Linked DNA regions of Mus musculus: region 2 is linked to region 1. A link is a contact called in ENCODE Hi-C or POLR2A ChIA-PET data. All regions are on one chromosome and are shown on one strand. Each heading gives the region's core, a stretch centred on a gene start or an enhancer-like site at or near the end of the contact. The rest is flanking DNA. Distances are from core to core; before and after follow the strand shown.

Evidence for each region. A loop is a pair of places that touch in the nucleus more often than their neighbours do. ChIA-PET counts read pairs that join two places held with the same protein, here RNA polymerase II (POLR2A).
Region 2: a loop to region 1 is called in a map of gastrocnemius, with 6 times the contacts of the local background. The contact joins the enhancer-like site here to the promoter of Rxra in region 1. A Hi-C loop is called at or near these places in 7 of 37 maps with a recorded cell type or tissue (T-helper 2 cell, adrenal gland, gastrocnemius and 2 more). POLR2A ChIA-PET finds 5 or more read pairs at or near these places in 1 of 5 experiments (Patski).

What each region holds. Positions count from the first base shown.
Region 1 is chr2:27,675,886-27,680,356 of GRCm38, reverse strand. It overlaps Rxra (retinoid X receptor alpha), which reads right to left and starts at 3,156. Exons shown (of 10, transcript NM_011305.3): 1 at 2,897-3,156. The coding sequence starts at 2,924.
Region 2 is chr2:27,718,506-27,722,543 of GRCm38, reverse strand. All of the region lies in intron 1 of Rxra (retinoid X receptor alpha), which reads right to left. Among named protein-coding and RNA genes, the nearest start is that of Rxra, 43 kb to the right of the region's middle. Within about 2 kb of position 2,723, at least 2 of the 3 ENCODE cell types and tissues checked have a DNase peak (open chromatin) inside an H3K27ac peak, as active enhancers do; they include gastrocnemius and heart, where a contact is called at or near this core.

The sequences.
Region 1 (4,471 bases), core at 1,907-4,406:
ACAGCTGGAAGAGCCGCCCAGGCCCTAGACCTGGGAGCCAGCCCACAGCAGCTGCCCCATGTGATCAGCTGCAGGCTCGACTCTGCACCCCACACACCCCACAGACTCTGAGCAGTGCAGACCTGGGCTGTGTGTAGAGCTCCCCACCCTCAGTGACTCCTTCCGGTGGGCCTAGCTCTCTGAGCCCACATCTGAGACAAATGCTTGTGCCCAGCACAATAGTCACGGCCAGCCCAAAGAAGAATACTGCCAGACAAGTCCACCACCACAGTCAGACCACCATCAGGGAGTCACTTTTTCTCTCCCTAATACTTCCTCAGTCAACAACGAAGTCTCCTCCAGCGTTTCCCAAAAGAAATGCCCAAATCAGTAGACAGCCAGGGGCCTAAACATGAACTGCCTAGTCAGGCCCAAGCTGGACTCCAAGCCCAGCCTCCTGAGAGTCATGTGACTCTGTTATTTCGGGACTCCCGGAATGTGCTCTATTTTGGGTCACAAGGGCTCTGATGTTACTAAAAGCCCCCTCAGGCAGGCCCCAAGCTCACCAGGTCCCCAAGTACCACACAAGAGGGTGGCTGGAGGTCTAGAGCCTGGCTTCTGGAAACCTGTTACTCTCACAAGCAAATGGGCCACTAACAGCTGAGAGGGGCAGTGCAGGCTTGAGACCTTTGGACTCTGCAGGCTCAGCCTTCCAGTCCCACCATCTAGGCTGAGGCCAGCCCTTACCCCAACTCCCCAACTGGCATGGAGGAAGACCAGCCCTGGACAGCAGAGCCAGGAAACAGGGGCTGCCTGGGGCAAATTCCCCAACCTCCCTTCTTTCTTCCTAGATCTGTCCTGTGCAGATCAGCTCAGTTGGCAGAAGCTTGGAGGCTGCCTGGACCACCAAACACACACAGTGCACACTGGAAAGAGCCCTGGGTCCCGGACCCCAAAAGGGGCAAGGGAGTGAAAAAGGGATGGCCAAACTTTCCTAGACACTTCAAGTCAGACCCAAGCTGTCAGTGGGGACCCTGGACGAGCCAGATCCTCTGACACTCAGCCCCCAGGAGGGATTAGGCTGTGTTGACAAAAGGGCTTAGGCAAGTAGCCGCTTAAATGGATCTTCAACTGCACTGGACTTCAGAGCTGGTCACAAGCTTAGTAAAAAATAAAACGTAATCAGAGCCCAGGACTCAGCCCTCAGCCCTGGGGCACAGGCTGCCTGGGAGGCCAAAGCTGGTCCTGAGAGCCACCACTCTGTGAAGCCAACACAGCAGCTCTGAGACATAACTCCTCTTCATGGAGACTCCAGTCCAGCCGCCTGCAATGTCATTGCCAGTTCTGTATGTGTCAACTTTGAGAACGGGCTCTGTCTCTCCTGGGGTGGTGTTCCCATCTCAAGACCTAGCCAAAGTAGTGCCAGGCCCTGGCCGTGTCCCAGGCCAGAGACTGAGCAAAGCATTCCTGTCTGAAGGACCCAACTCTGTGTGCACATCAAGGCTTGAATGAAGGAGAAAGAGATGTCTCAGGAGCCTCCCACCCCCACCCCACCCCAGGCCCCACAGCAACAAGCCACAGTAACAAAGCTTTCTTGTCGGCTGACTTTGGCAGGGGGTTACAATGCCAAATCCACCATTTGTAGCCTCGAAGTGAAGCCTTCCCCAGTCAGTTTCTCAACTGCAACAGGGACAGGAGTTTATAGCCGGGGAGCTAGACCCCCAAGCTCAGGTGTGCTCCCACTGTCTCTATCACTACTCATAAGGATGGAGAGTCTGAAGCTGTGACACACTTGTAACACAACCCCAGTCACTTTGCAGCAGACCTGTTTGTGAGAAGGCTGGAGGTTAAGGAGGTACCACCTCCCCAAATCACCAAAAGTCCTGGCAACCATGCTGGGTTCTGATCACCCCTCAGGGTAGCCAAAATGCATCCCAAACCTCATAGGGGGTGGGAGGCAAAGAGGCAATGATCATCGTGGAGCTTCGTCCATAATCTGCTGTCCTGATTTCCAATCAGCACAAATTCTTCACCAGCCTGACAGCCTGGCTGCTGTCCTCACCACCAAATTAATATCTTTCCCGGAGCTCATTTATAAGTCTCCCTACCCTGCTTCCCTCTGGCTCCCAAACCCCAGGGAGAGTAATGAGTGGGGGGCTCTGACCCTGCTTGGTTCTACTCCGGGAGTTGGCAGGCTGTTTGGGGCTGGGTGCTGCTGGCGGGAGGGTTGCAGGACAAGAAAATGATCCTTCTGCCGATGGGTTGTCTCCCCTAAATACTGAAAACTAGGGGTGCCAGAGTGTGGGGCCCCAGTCCTGGGTTTAATCAGAGACCCAGAGTGACCGTGCCCACCTAGGTTTGGTCTGCTGTCGGGGAACGGCAAGATCGCAGACTCTATCCTGGGCAAAGAGACAGCCAGGGGCCAGCGGCCTTCTCCAAGCCACAGCCCGACGAGCCGGGAAGAGCAGTGGCCTCCCGGAGCCCAGCGCGTCGTCCCCATCCCAATGCCAGGGAGGCCCGGAGCCCTCCAGCGAGCTCAGAAGTTGCTCCTCCGGCGTGGCTCGGTTCCCGGATAGCTAGAGCTGGGCGCCCCGGGGGTCCGCGGAAGCGCGAGGCGCAGCGTGAGGGTCCCTCTCCACGTCCCGAGCGAACCTGCGCTCGCGCCAGCCCGCCGCCCACTCCCGCTCCTCGGCAAGTCAGAGGCCCGGCGTCCTCGCCCTCTCCCGCCGCGCGCCTGGGCCCGGGAAAAGTTGCCCTGTGCCCACTCGCCTCCCCGGGCCCGGCGCGCTAACTCTCGGTACCGCCACGGCTCGGGGCCAATGGGCCCGGCCGGACCCCCAGCGCGCGCTGCGCACGCGCCCCCGCCCCGCCAGCCCCGGCCCCCTCCCTCGCCCGCGCCGCCGCGGCCAGCACTCACCGAGCGGCAGGAAATGTTTGGTGTCCATGTCTGCGACTAACTCATGCCCAGCCGGCGGCGGAGCAGCAGGGCGGCAGCGCGGCGGCCCCCGGCGCGGCCCGCCCGGGGCCCGGGCGGCGGGGAGCCGGCGGCGGCAGCGGCGGCGGCGGCGCGCGGAGGCCGCGGCGCGGCGAGTTGTTGCAAAAGTCGCCCAACAATGTAAACTACTTGTGCCTGCGCGCGCCCCGCGCGCGCACCCGCCGCCCGCGCCTCCGCCGCGCGCCCGCGACCCGCTCCGGCCCGGCCTGCAGCGGGGCGGGGGGGTGGGGGGGGAGCGGCGGGGGGCCCGCGACGGGCGCGGACTCGGCGCAGCGCCGTCGCCGCCACTCGCCCCGCCCGCAACCGGTGCGCGCCCCGCCCGCCGCTGCCGCCGCCGCCGCCACCACCACGGCCACCCCGCGCTCGCAGCCCGGCCCCGAGTTGTGAGCGCCCTGCAAACTTGCAAGTTTGCATCTGCCAAGGGTTCCCAGGAGCCGTGGGGCGGCGGCGTGGGAGGAGGGCGGGGCGGTGGGGTAAAGCAGCCTTCCCTTCCCGGCTGCCCAAAAACCCGGCGGCCCGCGGTGGTGGTGGAGGAGGAGGAGGAGAGCCGGGCCGGGAGGAGAGCCCCGCGGCCGGGCCATTGTCTGCGCGGACACACAAAGAGGCCGGCCGTGGCCGCGCGAGGACCCTGGTCCTGCAAGGCTCCCTGCAGAAGAGCCGAGGCCCTGCGCATCCCGGTGGACACATGGGGAAACTGAGGCCGGTGAAGGGCCGTGAGCCAGAGGCAAGCAGCTGGGCAGGGAGATGCTGCCCTTTGGACGTCCCAGTCCCCTTCACCTAACACGCGAGAGGCCCAAAAAGGACCCTGGTGTCTGACCGCAGGCCAGACAGGCAGAGGGGGGCTGGGGTGCTGCTCGGGGTACCCACGTTAACACGACGGCTCTCACCCTCCTCAGAGGCGCGGGGCTTGAAGGGCGCTACTGCCGGCTTCGGACATCACCCGTGGCCCCAGGCTATTTTTATACCTTGGTTAGCTCTCTGCCCTGACTTAAATTCATGATTTGTTTGTTTAAAAACGAAAGGAAGCACTCCTACCCAGGGAGAGCCTGGGCCTCCTCCGCAACCCGCCCGCCGACTTGGGCAGCTGGAATTCGGATTTGGGTGTGAGCTACCTGAGCGGAGCCAAGCCAGCCTCCCTAAGCGCAGAGTTCCCCCTGCGCCAAGCCAGGCAACCGGCAGTCCCGCCTCCCTCCACTCCCAGCTGGTGCCTGCCAGACCAAAATCCAGCGTGGAGGCCCTGGCAGAGGGGTTTACCAAAGTCCACAGGCTGCACAGAGTAGGTGCTGCCCAAAGAGAACACCTCCCCTCAAGACAAAAAAGAAAGCTCTGCGTGGGCCCACTACCACCGTCCTCCAGGACTGCACTTTTTCTCTGTAAAAAGCAATAGTTGGCCGAACTTGGTGGCACACGCCTTTAATATCAGCACTCGGGAGGCAGAGGCAGGCGGATTTCTGAGTTTGAGGTCAGCTGGTCTACAAAGTGAGTTCCAGGACAGCC
Region 2 (4,038 bases), core at 1,474-3,973, 43 kb before region 1:
CCTTTCAGTCCAACGAATCCAACCCCTCCCTCCCCAGGCTCAGGGCACACCCCCCACCCAGACCTCAACTTCCGTCCTACCACAGGCAGCCAGGCTAAGCACAGTGGACAGACCGAGCTCCTGTAGGCTAGACTTAGCCACAATGTTGCAGTGATTGTCCCTCTTCCTCCACCTGACATACTGATGGAGCCTCAGCACAAGGATCAAAGGCCTAGTCTGGGCCTCAGGGCAGAGGAGAGAGAAGGACCCTGAGAGCACCCACTAAGTACCACACCTGACATCAGACACTTTGCCTGGCTCCCCGGTAGACTTACCTCTCCCTGAACAGTGCCTACCTAAAGTCAATGTCCTTGTGGGCCCCACATACAGAAGGCCACATGACCATCAGCCATCAGGGCCCATCTGGTCCTGCCTGGTTGATCCCACATGGTCAATCTCTCTGGGTTTTCCCATCAAGGGTACCTTCTCCAAGAAGTCCTTCCTGATCCTCTTGGAAGACCCAGCTAGCCTCGAGATTGAAGACCATTTGGCAAACTGGGCCCATTTATCAGTAGCCACTAAGGTCTGGTCTCATGAACACTGCCCCAAAGGAGACTCCTTACTTCCTGTGACCACACAGCCCTGTCCAACCACATCTCAAGCAGGCTCCTACCTGGCTCCATCAAGTAGCTACAGGCAAGCCTTGGCCTGTCAGCCTGAGCCTCTCAGCTGCAGCCAACCCTGCCACCCCCACTTCAGGATCCAAGTGACTCACAGGGCCAGCACACCGCCTCTGGCCCACACCACAGGTATCCATGGAACACTCACCTGCCCGGGCTTGCTGCCGGTAGGCAGCAGCAGTGCCAAAGCCAAGCTTGGTCCACTGAGAGGCAAGACAGGAGATGGGAACCAGGATGCCCTGAACTCCACCCGGCCATCCAGTCACACAGACAGACAGAGGCTTCAGAAAAGGATTCCTGAAGGTCATTTTCAGGTAGGCTGGGGGCAAGGGGGAAAACACAACAGACAACTACGCACAGCACGACACTACATGCCCATGGACAGACCAAGAGAGCCGTAGTCCTGACTCTGAAGCTGAACAGCCTATGAGAACCACAGACCTTCCAGTGCCCAGAGGACATGGCCCTGAGGTGATGGAGTCTGCTCTGCATGCCTGTAGGCCTAGGGAACCTCCAACCTAGATCAAGGGAGATGCCGGCCCTCCCGCTGTGAGAGTCCAGCAAGTTTTGAGACTGAGGAAGCTCATATTGCTTCCCACAGTAGGGCAAGGCTGGCGTGCAGTCTAGCATAGGCCACAGGGAGGGAAGGCCCAGCAAGAGTTCCACTTTTGACCAGCCAGGGCCTGGTGTCCTTCCACTGAGACTGAGAAACCAAGATGTCCTGTATGTCTCCCAGGAATAAGGGAGGCTAGGGACACAGTGAACCCTAGCTGTACAAGTAGCATCTGTAACCCAGAACCAGACACTGGCTCAGACCGGTGGGGGCTGCTCCCATCCCAGGGCCCAGTCATAGACCCCACAGATGGCAGAGTGAAGCACACCCTCTCACAGTACCTCAAAGTACCTCAGCCCTGGCCTGAGAACCCACTGAGCAGCCTGCTTCCTCTCACACTGGTCACTGCTCACAGTCCCATTTATCTTCCAACATCATGCTAAGATGACTAGACTTTTGCCCAGAGTTATAGGTACAATTAAGGTGGGCTCAGGATTCTGCAACCCTGGGAATATCCAGGACATGGAACAGACTCCTGAGGTGTGGGGGCTACTCTCATCCAATCCTATGAAGGAGCATAGGGTGCAATCTGAAGGAGAAATCAAAGGGAAGAAGTGAGATGGGACACAACCAAGCAAAGACAAGCAGGCCCAACAGGGGACAACATGACATCAGTCCTGCTGTGCAGAGGTGTGGCCAAGGTGGAAGGGCCCTCAGGCTGGGCTGAGGGATCTGGATGGAAGTCACAGAACTAAGCCAGCAGGCAGGTGACCTGGCTGAGTTGCATCTGCTAGCCAGTGGACAGATGCAGAAAAGACACATGAGGACAAATGAGAGACTCTGTCCTCACCTGGACATAAAGCAGGGCCTCTCTCTGGCCAGGACGTGGGCAGAGAGCAGGATAATCTGACTTGAGGAAACAACAAAATCACAGCCAGGATCCCTCTAAGCAAAAGGCCACAGCCAGGCTGGGAGGACTCTGGAGGCAGGGTGTAAGATGGCATCTTGGAGCCTGTGGCTTGTGGACTCCTACTTATCAAATGTTGCATAGAGCCAACGCCCCCTCTCTGTGGCCAGGTCCACTGAGCTTGGTGACCTACCATCTGAAGACCAACTTAATGGTAAGGGCTATTGCCGTGGTTCTTGTGACCCACAGGAATTTGGAAATGGGGGCCAAGGCCTGTTTTCTGGGCACACTGGAGTTTAGCTCTTACTAAGGTGGCAAACATTCATGTCCCTAAAACCCACGGGGCCACAGGCCTAGGCCACTTCTCCCTGTTCCACTTCTGAACACAGGAAGTGTAAGTGGAGAATCCAGGAGTAGGGCCCTGCACATAACACACCACAGCTGTCTGGGCTTCCAGATGCTGGGTTCATTGGAAAGCATGCACCACTATCCCTGAGATGACAAGTCCTCAGTACTCCGTTGGATGGCCAGGCGCTCCTGAAAGGGCCTCACCAGCTCTCCTCCCCGGCCTGGCCCTGAACCAGGATTCCTGCTGGGTTTGCTTCTAATCCCATCAAAGTCATTGAAAGCCTGCTCCCCGCCCTCAGCCCCGCCCTGGCCCGTGCAGCCACCTCTCCCGAGGGTAGCAGCTTACATAGGCCTAGCCTGCACCAATGCCAAGCTGCACGCCAGGGCTTCCGCCAGCCTGGGTGGCCAGTGCCACCTCCAACTCAACTCAAATCAGCACCAGACCCTTCTCCCGTACAGGAAGGCTCTTCACTGGAGAATCTGACAAAGTTCAACACATCTGTGAAACACCCTGATACTTTACTGATAGCCTCTGCCTTGCTCCATCTGGGAGGGCAGGACAGTCCAACCAAGGGCAACATAGAGGGCAAAGGTGGAGAGTCAGACGTGGATGGAGTTCTGAAGTCCCCTCACTCTCTAAAATCCAACAGTGTGTTGCCCAGGTCACAAAGACTTGCTGTTCAGTTTCAGCAGCTGAGATCCTGATCCTAGTTCTAGATCTGGTGGCACCCACTGTAGAGGACTTCATCAGTGGACACAGGAATATCCTGCCCAAGGGTGTGACCTGTCACCTCCAGGGAACTCCAGCAAACACACTGCAGCAACCATAACCCAGAATCATGTATTCAGAGAGCAGTCATCATGGCATTGGTTCTGGCAGCCCACTGCCAACCGCGCTGCAAGGACCTATAACTGGACCCATTCATACAAGAAAGAAAACAAGAATGAAGTTACATCTTGAACTTCGGCAGCTTCCCTCCCAGTCTCAACGGGACTAAAAACCCACTGCAAAGAAGAATCCTAACGCCAGTGTGGGGAAGGGGCTGCTGTGAGGGCTGATGGAGGACTTGGAGGAGCCTCTGGCAGCCTTACTGTGAGAATGTCAAGCTGTGTGGGAGAGGTGTGTGCATCTCACAGGCACCAGGGCAGTTCCTCCCACCAGGCTCCTGAGCACCAATCAGCCCCAGGCTTACTCAACACCTAGAAGCCCATCCACACTCACTTCACCCAGGACACCCCTCTGGTTCCACCTCTAGCTACAACCGTGCACCAGACATATGCTACCCTAGTACCACCCACTCTGATAAGTACCACTTATCAGGAGGGATGACAGAACTAGTGTCACCCTCCACCTGGGGGACTGTGTGGTGAGATGTGGAGACAGCATCCAGCTTAGCCGGTTCAACATAGTCGCCCTCGAAACTGGCCAAAGTTCCCTGAAGCAGAAGGTAAGGTCCAATGAAGTCAAGGCTCACCCTGGTTACCTATCTCTGAAGCAAGGAAGCTGGAGTTCTGTCCCCCTAAAAGTCCTAACATCTGAGCCTCCTCCAGAGGCTTAGCAACTATCTAGA